Regions from separate parts of the Homo sapiens genome. Here regions 1 and 2 are each linked to region 3. A link is a contact called in ENCODE Hi-C or POLR2A ChIA-PET data. All regions are on one chromosome and are shown on one strand. Each heading gives the region's core, a stretch centred on a gene start or an enhancer-like site at or near the end of the contact. The rest is flanking DNA. Distances are from core to core; before and after follow the strand shown.

Evidence for each region. A loop is a pair of places that touch in the nucleus more often than their neighbours do. ChIA-PET counts read pairs that join two places held with the same protein, here RNA polymerase II (POLR2A). Pooled maps may share reads with other maps.
Region 1: a loop to region 3 is called in a map of naive thymus-derived CD4-positive, alpha-beta T cell, with 11 times the contacts of the local background. The contact joins the promoter of ZSCAN25 here to the promoter of ZCWPW1 in region 3. A Hi-C loop is called at or near these places in 1 of 168 maps with a recorded cell type or tissue (naive thymus-derived CD4-positive, alpha-beta T cell), 1 of 37 single-sample maps with no recorded cell type and 7 of 50 pooled maps. POLR2A ChIA-PET finds 5 or more read pairs at or near these places in 2 of 52 experiments (CD4-positive, alpha-beta T cell and activated naive CD4-positive, alpha-beta T cell).
Region 2: a pooled map shows a loop between it and region 3 (5-fold over the local background). The contact joins the promoter of ATP5MF-PTCD1 here to the promoter of ZCWPW1 in region 3. A Hi-C loop is called at or near these places in 1 of 168 maps with a recorded cell type or tissue (naive thymus-derived CD4-positive, alpha-beta T cell), 2 of 37 single-sample maps with no recorded cell type and 12 of 50 pooled maps. POLR2A ChIA-PET finds 5 or more read pairs at or near these places in 7 of 52 experiments (B cell, CD4-positive, alpha-beta T cell, activated B cell and 2 more).

What each region holds. Positions count from the first base shown.
Region 1 is chr7:99,614,463-99,618,345 of GRCh38, reverse strand. ZSCAN25 (zinc finger and SCAN domain containing 25) reads right to left here and starts at 1,400. Exons shown (of 8, transcript NM_145115.3): 1 at 1,330-1,400. RefSeq lists enhancers at 1,365-1,684, 1,275-2,254.
Region 2 is chr7:99,464,707-99,468,897 of GRCh38, reverse strand. It overlaps ATP5MF-PTCD1 (ATP5MF-PTCD1 readthrough), which reads left to right and starts at 2,731. Exons shown (of 9, transcript NM_001198879.2): 1 at 2,731-2,769. The coding sequence starts at 2,757. ATP5MF (ATP synthase membrane subunit f) reads left to right here and starts at 2,731. Exons shown (of 4, transcript NM_004889.5): 1 at 2,731-2,787. The coding sequence starts at 2,757. RefSeq lists enhancers at 2,543-2,662, 2,329-2,944, 2,945-3,562.
Region 3 is chr7:100,426,600-100,430,539 of GRCh38, reverse strand. ZCWPW1 (zinc finger CW-type and PWWP domain containing 1) reads left to right here and starts at 1,837. Exons shown (of 18, transcript NM_001386010.1): 1 at 1,837-1,972. MEPCE (methylphosphate capping enzyme) reads right to left here and starts at 709. Exons shown (of 4, transcript NM_019606.6): 1 at 1-709. The coding sequence starts at 521. RefSeq lists silencers at 20-489, 2,310-2,359 and enhancers at 760-899, 1,920-2,149.

The DNA of each region.
Region 1 (3,883 bases), core at 151-2,650, 810 kb after region 3:
TGATAACTGCCTCCCAAAATACATGGTACAGATTGAAAAAAAAATGTGAAGTCAAAAAGAGAGAAAACTAATCTAAGTCCAAGTACTCAAGGAAAAGAAGAGGCTTGAAGTAGACTGGAGAATGAGTCCTATTTACCTCCAAGTGGATTATGCGGAAGACCTAGACTGGGAAGACAGACTTGGAAGTCCAAAGCACCAGGGGAAGGAGATCCTGCTTGTCAGAAAACGGAAAGATCACCTGACTGGAGCAGAGAATGGGCAGCTGGCAGGAGGCACACCCCAAAGCTTCTGCTAAATATTCTATTGTGAGTTTGTGTATTTATCTACCCCCACTTAAACCAAGTTTATATTTTCAGTCTATTCATTGACTCTGCAACATTGAGATTTCTCTTTCATTCCTTTCTAGCTATTGCATTGGTTCACTCCACTAGTGCATTTAATGCACTACAGTGCAAATGTTTACCCATGTGTCTCCCTCTAACAGATTCCCTGGAGGCAAGAAAGATCCTCATTCATCTTTTATCTCTGCCATTTGACAAATAGAAATTGCCCCATTGCTATTCTTTATCTCCCCCCACCCATTGTGACTCTTTTGTTTTGTTTCTGAGACAGGATCTCAGGGTTTTATCACCCCAGCTGGAGACCAGTGGTGCGATCACTGCAGCCTTTGCCTCCTAGGATCAAGCGATCCTCCCACCTCAGCCTCCCGAGTAGCTGGGACTACTGGCGAGTGCCACCATGACCAGCTAATTATTTATTTTTGTAGAGACAGGGTCTCCCCATGTTGCCCAGGCTGGAGTGCAGCGGCATGAATGTAAGTCAGTGCAACCTTGAACTCCTGGGCTCAGGCGATCCTCCTGCCTCAGCCTCCCGAGTAGCTGGGACCTCAGGCGCGTGCCACCACGCCCGGCTACTTTTCAATTTTTGTAGAGACAGGGTCTCGCTATGTTGACCAGGCTGGCTCATCACTATTCTTTAAATAAGTGTCCTATGTGATTACTTTCACTTTGCACAGAGTTCTGCTTTGGTTCAAGATCTCTTCGGGTTCGTGGCCAGCCCTGCACTAAGCCAAGCCTGGCAGAGCGGGATCAGCCTCGCTCCTACCTGAGCCTACAGCGCGGCGGCCCCTCAGCGTCCAGACCCGCAGGGCCTCGGGGCCGCTGAAGGCAGCTCCTGAGAGACTTGCCGCCCTCAGCCGGGGCTGAGCGGAGGGAGACGGGCTCTACTGCAACCCCGCTGCCGCCGAGCCCCGTAGCGGCACCAAAACCCGTCCCCGCGCCCGTTTACCACTTCGCCCGCCACCCGCTGCGGCCCTGAAGAGGCTCTCACCCGCCGCGGCCCTGAAGGGCCTCTCACCCGCTAGGGTCGCCAGTGCTATCCGCGGTCCGGAAGTGAGCTGCGGACGCTGTTAGACAGGTGCGTAAGGAAAGACTCGCTTCCGTGTCCTCTCTAGGATGCTCGGAGGTCTCGGCGGATGCGTCTCGATGGTTGCTGATCCCAGCCTGCTGTTCCGAACCCGGCGAGGCGAAGACCACCAGGGCTTCCCCAGGATTGACTGCCCAGCTCGAGGCGCTCTGTGGCTAGGCCCCTTCCACTTCCGTGCCATTTCACCTGCTTGCCCTCCGTGGAAAGGACTCGGTGCATCGCCAGATACACTACTGGACACAGCACCTGCCCCAAGGGGCTTTAGAGTCCAGTCGGTCAATGCGCGACTATTCCGGCTGCGAGGGCCTTGCGCGAGGCGTAGGGGCAGAGGAGATAGGGGGCGCACTGGATCTAACCGGCTCACTTAAGAGGCTCCTGACCCCGGGTAGTGTGCGTGCGTGTGTGTATGTGTAGTCAGGGAAGGCTTCCTGGAGGAGCCAGCATCGGAGCTGTTTTTTGTGGGGGGTTTTTGTTTGTTTGTTTGTTTGTGTTTTTTGAGAAAGAGAGAGAGAAGTCTTGTTCTGTCTCCCAGGATGGAGTGCAGTGGTGAGATCATAGCTCACTGCAACCTCGAAGCCCTGAGTTCAAGCAATCCTCCCACCTCAGTCTCCTGGGTAGCTGGGACTTTTTTTCAATTTTTTGCAGAGAGGGGGATCTCTCTATGTTGCCCAATCTGGTCTCCAACTTCTGGACTCAAGCGATCTTCCCCCCTTGGCCTCCCAAAGTGCTAGGACTGCAGGCGCAAGCCACCGCGTCCAGCCTGAAGGCAGTCTGTCTCAACTGGGTGGCCCAGTGTTACTCCAGAATCCACTCAGGAAACAGGAAACCCTCTTGTCTTACTCTTCTCCAGCACTTTGCAAAGTGTCTGGTACAATATTTGCTAAAAATATACACTTATAGAGTAAATGAACTCCTAGAATATAACATAGGTGTTAGACCATCTCACTTTATCCTCCATGTCTCTGTCCCACTTTCATATTTTTCTTGTCTGCCCATATTTGACTTGGGTTTATGTCTTCACCTTTTTATTAATAATCCACTTTTCAGCTGTTTCTAATGTGCTACAAAATCCACAGTTGTTGTTTTTTTGTTTTGTTTTGTTTTGTTTTTTAAGAGACGAGGTCTTGCTGTGTCACCTAGGCTGGAGTACAGCGGTGCTATCATAGCTCACTACAGCTTCCAACTCCTGGGTTCAAGCAATCCACCTCAGCTTCCCAAATAGCTGGGACTACAGGCATGAGCCACCACACCCAGCTAATCTTTAAAAAATGTTTTGTAAGGACAGGGTCTCACTATGTTGCCCAGGCTAGTCTTAAACTCCTGGGCTCGAGCAATCCTCCCCACTTGGCCACCCATATTTTTGTTTTAATTAATATATTTTTTCCATTTCTAGAATTTCTATTTGATTTTTTCCAAATATTCTAGATCGATCTTTTAAAAGAATTTACCGATATGTTTAAGCTTTTCTTTGTACATAGTAAATATAGTTGAGCCTGATAATTCTGAGATCTGAAGTCCCCTCAGATATCTTTCTGTGATCTGCTATTTCCACTGTTTTTGATGGTGCCACTTCCACCAGCAGTACCTAACAGCATCCATTTCCCATATCTCATCATCTCTGCCATTATCCAGCTTTAATTTTTGCCAATTGACAGGTGAAGTAAATGTTACCTCATTTTTTAATTTGCATGTTCTTCATTATAAGTGAGGTCAGTCATTATTCCTACTTTCATTAACTTCTTGCCTTCCCTTTTCTGTGAACGGACTTTTCTTTGTGTTTCTATTAAGCTGTTTATCTCTTTCTTATTGATTTATGAGTTCTGGGGACATTATATAATGTCCCTAGAGCATTAAATAATGTCCCCAGGACATTAATTGGGGGCATTCCTCAAACATACCTTCCTCGAACATACCACAGTACCTTGTTTCCTTGTGTGACAGGCTGCTCATTTTCCTTGGAAACATTTTTGTGAAATTTCTTTGAGTTCCAGGATAAAGTGAATTTATCTAGAGAGGGTTGATATTGTTTTTCTTCCATGTAAATTTTTTTCTTGTCAGCATCACCAGTCCAAGGTCATTGTAAACCAAATTTATAATTTGAGGATTTTTGAACCATGCTATAATAGTAATATGAATTTGGGCTGCAAATATTGAGGGGTGATTTGTGGTTGCAACTTCTCAACCACAAATCTTTGTGGTTTTGTGGTTGTCCAGCGTGGCACTAAGACAAATTGCCTTGCTGGCTCCTGGTGGTAGGGGTACGGGAGAGGAGACTTATCTCTCACCCTTACATTGATAACCCAGCCCTTGTCTATGGCCATACCACCCTGAATGTACCGGATCTCTTCTGATAATCCACACTTTTGCAGTCCTTGGTTTATGGGGGGAAAGCTCTCTTATCAGATGCTCTTCCTTGAGTAAACTTTAGGCATAGTTTTAAAAAATCAAATCTCTGCAA
Region 2 (4,191 bases), core at 1,482-3,981, 960 kb after region 3:
GGGCATTGGCGTAGCTTCCCTCCGGCCTCTTCCCGGGGCCTCCCTGGATTCCAGTGTGCGGATCCTGGGCTCCGGCGGCTCTGCGTCCCCGCGAGTGTCCGGCCTGGGGAAGGGGCGGGGGCGCGGGTGCCACTGGCCACTCCTGCCTTTTGCTGCTCTCCTGCACGTCCCACGGAACAGCGGCCCCCTCAGCTTCCCCTGCCCCAGCCCTCAAGTCCATCAGCTCCCGGAGGCTGCCTCTGCCCGGACACAGTGCAGTCGGGTCTCTTCGGTCCCTCGTAGTCTTCCAGGTCCCATACTCGCACCCTGCAGGAGGATTCCCTGGGTGGACCAGGAAGGTCCCCAGGCCGATTCCTGCCCCACGGAGGACCTGACACCTGGGGTCCGGCAGACCCCATCCCTGATCCTTCCTGCGGGGCCCTCTGCCCCAGCCCTGGCATCTGCCCCAGCCCTGGGGAGTGGGAGTTACATAGGCCCTGGTGCAATGGGCAGGGTTTTTCCTGGGGGTTCAGTTGCTTAGGGACGCAGCCCAAGGCGGGTAATAAACTCCTAAGACTACATTATACCCGCATTATACCGTGGATGGTCAACACACACCGCAAGGAGCAAGTGAAATAAACTTTGAAGACAGAGAGTTCAAGGGTGCAAGGAACCGTTGAGAACACTCCTACCGCAGTACACTACTATATTTGCTGGGGTTGGTTGGTTTGTTTGGAGACAAGTTCTCACTCCATCACCCAGGCTGCAGTGCAGTGGCCCCATCTCTGCTCACTGCAACCTCCGCCTCCCAGGTTCAAGCAATTCTCCCGCCTCAGCCTCTGGAGTAGCTGGAATGACAGGCGCATATCACCACGCTTGGCTACTTTTTGTATTTTTAGCAGAGATGAGGTTTTGCCATGTTGAGGAGGCTGATCTCGAACTCCTGATCTCAGGTGATCCGCGCACCTTGGCCTCCCAAAGTGCTGGGATTACAGGCGTGAACCACCGCGACCAGCCTGGTTTTTTTTTGTTTGTTTGTTTTTTGTTTTTTTTGAGACAGAGTCTTGCTCTGCCGCCCAGGCTGGAGTGCAGTGGCTTGACCTCCGCTCGCTGCAACCTCCACTTCCCAGGTTCAAGTGATTCTCCTGCCTCAGCCTCCCAAGTAGCTGGAATTGCAGGCACCTGCCACCGCGCTCAGCTAATTTTTTTCGTATTTTCACCATGTTGGCCCGGCTGGTTTTGAACACCTGACCTCAAGTGATCCGCCCACCTCTGCCTCCCAAAGTGCTAGGATTACAGGCGTGAACCACCGCACCTGGCCTGTTTGTTTTGTTTTGTTTTTTTAACCATTTTTAATTCCCACTGGCGATGCTGGCCGTGCTTTCACACACCTATAATTGTATATGCGATTTTCACTGCCTGGGGAGAAGGGAAGCAGACATGGAGGAGCCCCACAATGCCACCTCTGAAACAAGAAATGTAGCAGAATGAACTGAACGAGGGTGGCATTTATTTGGCAAGTTATGACTACAAGACCTGCTCTCGAGGTTGTTTTAAAAATCGGAGGCCCGGCGCGGTGGCTCACGCCTGTAATCCTAGAACTTTGGGAGGCCGAAGCGGGTGGATCACGAGGTCAGGAGATTGAGACCATCCTGGCTAACATGTTGAAACCCCGTCTCTACTAAAAATACAAAAAAATACAAAAAATTAGCCAGGCGTGGTGGTGGGCGCCTGTAGTCCCAGCTACTCGGGAGGCTGAGGCAGGAGAATGGAGTGAACCCCGGAGGTGGAGCTGGCAGTGAGCCGAGATCGCGCCACTGCACTCTAGCCTGGGTGACAGAGCGAGACTCTGTCTCTAAATAAATAAATAAATTAATTAAAATAATCAAAATTGAAGTAGCCCGGGCAGTGTGGTTCATGCCGGCAGTTCCAGTATTTTGGGAGGCCGAGGTAGGAGGAACGCTCGAGGCCAAGAGTTTAAGAGCAGTCTAGGCAACATAGGGAGACGCCTTCTCTACAAAATATAATTAGCTGGGCGTGGTGGCGTGCACCTGTAGTCCCAGCTACTTCGGAGGTGGAGGAAGAACGCTTGAGGCCAGGAGTTCAAGACCAGCCTGAGCAAAATAGAGAGCCTCTACCCCCACTCCTCACCACACTGTTTCCACCAAAAAAAAAAAAAAAAAAAAAAAAAAAAAAAAAAAGCTGGAAGTGGTGATGTGAGCCTGTAGTCCTAGCTACTTGGGAGGCTGAGATGGGTGGATCGCTTGACTCCGGGAGTTCAAGGCTGCAGTCAGCCGTGATCAAGCCACTGTCTGAAAAGTAAATGCTCGTCTGAAAAGTAAAAAATAAAAATAAAAATAGACTGGGCGCGGTGGCTCACGCCGGTAACCCCAGAACTTTGGGAGGCCGAGGCGGGGGGATCACGTGAGGAAAGGAGTTCAAGGCCAGCCTGGCCAACATGGTGAAACCCTGTCTCTACTAAAAATACAAAAATTAGCTTGCTGTGCTGGTGCACGCTTGTAGTCCCAGCGCGGCCTCTTCCCACCTTTTAAGGTAGAGAGCCCAGGCTGAGGCGCCCCTCTCTCTAACTGCAGGACCCTCGGATTTTTGCTGTCCAGGCACCTCGCCCTTCGCTTCATGGCCTTCTAGTAGTTCCAGGGTGTTCGCAGTTGTGACCTGCTTCCCGTGAGCCTCTGCTCTACGCCCCTGGATGGGGCGTGCATTCCCTACCCAGCAGCCCTCGCGCGGTCCGGCACAGCGGACACCAGGACTCCAAAATGGCGTCAGTTGGTGAGTGTCCGGCCCCAGGTAAGGCTGTTTGGACTCCGTGGTGGAAGCAGGAGCCAGGGTCCAGGGTCCAGAGCCACACTGGGAGAGAAGGAAGCTGCGGAGCTGCCTGCCCTTTGCTCAGGCACTTCGCCACGACCTCACTTGAGGCGCGCCAGACCCCGCTCCGCCTGCCCAGGCGCGCCTTCCTGCTGCCCAGGGCCTGCGCCAACCGGGTTAGGCGTGGAGGGTGAAGGCATCTGGGGCACGCGCTTCTGGGCCTGGGAATGCGCCGCCTTGGGCCACTGTTCCTCTTTCCGCTAAGAAATAGCCGCTTCCCTCTCCCGCTGCGACCCAGTTGCTTTGCACTTGAATGTTAGGCGCAGCTTTTGCCCTTTTTTCCCAAGGCTTAAGCTCAGATGAAGCTCCAGGAGGAGCTCAGGACTAGGACTGTACCTGATACCATGTAAGGTTCGATGCATATATGTTGAATCAGAGAGGCGAGGTGACCTGTTCAAGGTCACAACTCGTGCGAGGGCTGAGCTGGTATTCAAACCTGAGGATTCGTGGTAAATGAACTTTATTCTCTAGGACGGCCTTATGACTAGCAGGCTTTTCCGAGACACCCATGTGTAAATCGCTACATTCATCCCGCTGTGCACACTGATGATTTTTGTTTGTTTGTTTTTGAATAGTTAGCCCTAGATGCTCCATAGTAGCCTTGTCAGAGAGTCCTTGTTGGGAAAGTCGATTCCATTTTACAGATGAGGGAAATAACTGTTCGGGATGTGGTGTGGCCTCTCTGAGGTCACACAGCCTGATAGTGGCAGAGTTTTGATTAACACATGTGTGTCTTAGCTCAGTTTCTGGTTTTTTTTTATCATTTTTTTTTTGAGATGGCGTTTCGCTCTTGTCGCCCAGGGTGGAGTGCAATGGTGTGATCTCGGCTCACTGTAACCTTTGCCTCCTGGGTTCAAGCGATTCTCCAGCCTCAGCCTCCGAGTAGCTGGGATTACAGGCGCAGGCCACCATGCCCAGCTAATTTTTGTATTTTTAGTAGAGACGGGCTTTCACCACGTTGGCCAGGCTAGTCTTGAACCCCTGACCTCAGGTGATCCATGTACCTCGGCCTCCCAAAGTGCTGGGACTACAGGTGTGAGCCACTGCGTTTCTGTATTCTTTTTTTTTGACATGGAGTCTCACGCTGTCGCCCAGGCTAGAGTGCAGTAGCTGATCTCGTCTCTGCAACCTCTGCCTCCCAGGTTCAAATGATTCTGCTGCCTCAGCCTCCCAAGTATCTGGGATTACAGGCACACACCAGTACCTACGCCCGGCTAATTTTTTTTTGTATTTTTAGTAGAGATGGGTTTCGCCACGTTGACCAGGCTGGTCTCAAACTCTTGACCTCAAGTGAGTCACCTGCTTCGACCTCCCAAAGTGTTGAGA
Region 3 (3,940 bases), core at 588-3,087:
TTCACCCGCCTGCGCCTCTTGAAGGCCGGATGTTTGAAGCCTCCCCCGCCTCCCCCTACATTACAGCTATTTCTCCTCTTGCCCCCGCCCCCCCCAGGTGGCCGGTGGGGCTGATAGCCATTGCGGGGTCGAGGAGGAGCAGGGGGACCCAGCTCTGTCCCGCCCCCTCCCCGGCGCTCCTCCCCCACGTCCGGGGGAGCGGCTCGCCCCGGGGGATCCGACAGGCGGGCCTCCCCATGCGACTGCGCCTGGGGGCCGCCCCCTCGGTGCTGCTGCGCCTGGGGACCACTGGAGGAGGTGGCCGCGGCCCCGGGGCTTTCCCGACCGACCGCAGCGGCTGGGGACCCCGCAGATGGCGCGCAACGACCCGGACCACGCTCCGTCCCGCCGCGGAGCTCCCCAGAGGCGGCCTCTTGGTGCGGTGGCACCGTGGGGCCGCCCCCTCCGCCCGACTCATCTTTGAGCGGCGGCGGCGGGGCCGGCACCAGAAACGGCTCCTTCTCCGCCGCCATCTCGATCATTTCCTCCCCTTATTCCGTGCCAGTCGGGGTAACGAGGGGGATCAGGGGGCCTAACCCCCCCTGCCTGGACCCTGCTCCCTTCCCCCCTTTCCCGAGTGCGCGCGCAGCTCTGCTCTTCACGCCTAGTCTCGCGCCCAAGCGCCTCCCCGCCAAGTGCGCCCTACTAGCCCGCGAGACCAAAACAAGAGGCCCGCGAGACCCGAACTACTCGAGGACTCAACCGCGCGTGCGCCGACCCCTTTCTCCTCCGCCACTACCACCCGGCCGCGAGCGCGCACGGTGAGCGCGCGTTCCCTTCGCCCGGGAACCACGCATGCGCACTCCGCCACCACCCTGGTTGCGCGCGCATCAGACTACGAACCAACTTAACGGCTCTGGGAGTTTAAATATAACCCCCCCACAGCCCCCGCAAAAGCCCACCACCCCAAACTGACACCCTACTTCCCTGCGCAGCTATGTCCGGCCCTACTGATCTCCTTTGTCTCTGCCGCGCGATCCCACCCACCGTAGGCGGGGGACGGGAGCTGGTGTGAAAAGGTCTCCTTGACACCCGACCCTTGTTCCTGAGGAATGAGTCTCAGCGGTCTCCGCCCGGCTCTAAATCCAACAACCTCCCCACCCCGCCTCCTTCCTCCCCCCTAGTGGGCAGCGCCTGCGCACACCCTTTTGGGCTTGCGCGGGTAGAGGCAGCACGTGCTGAAACTGGCGCCCCGCCCCCCGTCTTAGGGGTTGGGCCTGTGACGTCGCTTCCTTAAGTTTGGTAAACGCAGCGTGCGTCAGCGCGATCCGGAGGGGCGGGGCTTCCTGACGAAGGGCGGGGCTCATGAATTATTCATGAGCTGTTGGTAGCAAACCTCCCCCCCTCTGCCCACCTTCTTAGAAGCGCTTCCGAGGGAGCGGAGGGGAGACCCTACAAAGCCAAGGAAGGGCGGGAGTGGAACTGGGCTCAGTAAAACGCGATAGGTCATTATAACTCACCCCCCTTGAAAATATTCTCTGCTGAATTGGGGAAAAATAAAAAGCACTAAAACAGCCGATGTTGTCCAACTTCCTCTTCCCCCGAAACGGCTGAGTCGTTCTCTGGCTCCTCTACCTTCCCCCAATCGCAATCACCTGGAGACGCCACACCACGCCTTCCTCTCCGCCTCAACACCCACGACCCGAACCCCAACGCATCCGCCCACTCCCGACGCCCGCTCACTGGCCCGTCAGTTCGCGGGCCTCTCAACACCCACCGCGGCGCCACGCCGACTTATATACCAGCGAGTGTGGGCGGGGACGGGGGTTCGGTCCGCGCTGGGCCCCCCCAGCTTCTGCCAATGAGGAAGAAGCGAGTCTACGCCGTTTTCCCGGGGAGATGCGCCGCCCGGTCTCCCTGCCAGCGGAGTGCTGGGCCGAGGACAGGGCGGCAGGGGTGACAGTGGGGTCCAGGAGAGTCTCAAAATCCTAAGGTGAGGGCGTGAAGGAGACCAGCAGGAAGAGGAGGAATTAGAGAACGGAAAGAGGGAGGAAAAGGCAGTCTGAAACAGAAAAGTTAGTAGATGTGCTTCAGGAACAATCAGGCGCCGCGGCCGCCGCCTAAAAATATGTGACACCAAAGAGGATTCTGGGATTTGTAGTTTTCCCGGGACGTTCGGGTGGAAGATGGCGGATTTACCTCAGCTGCGGAAACGCAGACGCTGTTTCCAGTTGCGCATGCGCCTCGGCCCCGCGAGCGCACCGCCCTCGGGTGGAGCTAGTGCTCAGGGCGTCCTCGTGCCTTTTCTTGGTGGCGGGAAACCTGGGTTGAGGTGTGAGGGGCTTGCGGAGTCGCTGCGGCAGCTGGTTCCGCCCATCGCCTTTAGGTCCTCCTTGCTCCTGAAGGTAGCCAGCTAGTTTCTGGTTGTAGGTGAAGGTGCTAGGCGCTGCCAGTCCTGGCACCCGTTGCCTGAGGAGAAACTTTCTCAGGGCGACAACCAGCCCTTCGCCCTTTTTCCTCAGAATCTGTCGCCCCCAAGAAACAGACAAAAAAAAAATAGCCCAGTCTCCTGGCGGGCACCAACGATATGAGTGAGAATAAGGATCACGGGGCCTCGGCAGGAGTGGGGGTGGAGGGGAGATTCCCTCATGGTGGGAGGAAGGAAGGGAGGGGACGGGGAAGAGAGAGGGGGACGTGTGGCTCAGGGACACCGACTTGAACCGCTATCCCTGAGAGAGAATAAGGGGTGAGGGAAGAGAGGAAAAATGGGAGCGCCCCACAAATGGGAAGAACTTCTCTGCAAAACTTCTTCCCTTTGGATTGCAGGTGGATTTGGAATTGGGGCTTTTTTTTTTTTTTTTTTAAAGACTGTCTCGCTCTGTCGCCCAGGCTGGAGTGCAGTGGCGCAGTCTCGGCTCACTGCAACCCCCACCTCCTGGGTTCAAGCGATTCCCCTGCCTCAGCCTCCCGAGGAGCTGGGACTACAGGCGCCCGCCACTGTGCCCGGCTAATTTTGTATTTTTAGTAGAGACGGGGTTTCTCCATGTTGGCCAGGCTGGTCTCGAACTCCTGACCTTAGGTGATCCGCCCACCTTGGCCTCCCAAAATGCTGGGATTACAGGCACGCGCCACCGTGCTCGGCTGATTTTTTTGTATTTTTAGTAGAGACGGGGTTTCACCGTATTGGCCAGGCTGGTCCCGAACTCCTGACTTAAGGTGATCCACCCGCCTCTTCTTTCTTGTTAAAAGTTTTAAATCGGGCTTGCTGAGCTTGTGCACAAACACGAAGGAAGAAAGCAAGGGAGGGAAGGGGGAGGAAGGAAGGAGGGAGGGAAGGGGGAGGAAGGAAGGAGGGAGGGAAGGGGGAGGAAGGAAGGAGGGAGGGAAGGAGAAGAGAGAGAGGGAGGGAGGAAAGGGAGGAGGGAGGGAGGAGGGGGAGGAAAGGGGAGGGAGGGAAGGAGAAGAGAGAGAGGGAGGGAAGGAGAAGAGAGAGGGAGGGAAGGATAAGAGAGGGAGGGAGGAAAGGGGAGGGAGGGAGGAGGGGGAGGAAACGGGAGGGAGGGAAGGAGAAGAGAGGGAGGGAGGAAAGGGGGAAGGGAGGAGGGGGAGGAAAGGGGAGGGAGGAGGGGGAGGGAGAAGGGAGGGAGGGAGAGGAAGGAAGAAGGAGGGGAAGCAGGGAAGGGAGGAGGGGGAGGGGGGTAGGAAGGAGAGGGGGAGGAAAGGGAAGGAGGAGGGGGAGAAAGGAGAGGGGGAGGAGGGAGGGAAGAGGGAGAGAGAAAGGGAGGAGGGCAAGGAAGGAGGGGGAGGGAGAGAAGGAGGGGGAGGAAGGGATGGAGGGACAAAGGGAGACAGAAGGAGGGAAGAAGGAAGAGAGGGAGGGAAGAGGGAGGAAGGAGTAAAGGAGGGAGAGAGGGAGGGAGAAAAAGTGAGAGGGAGGGAGGAAACTGCTATTAGTTAATTG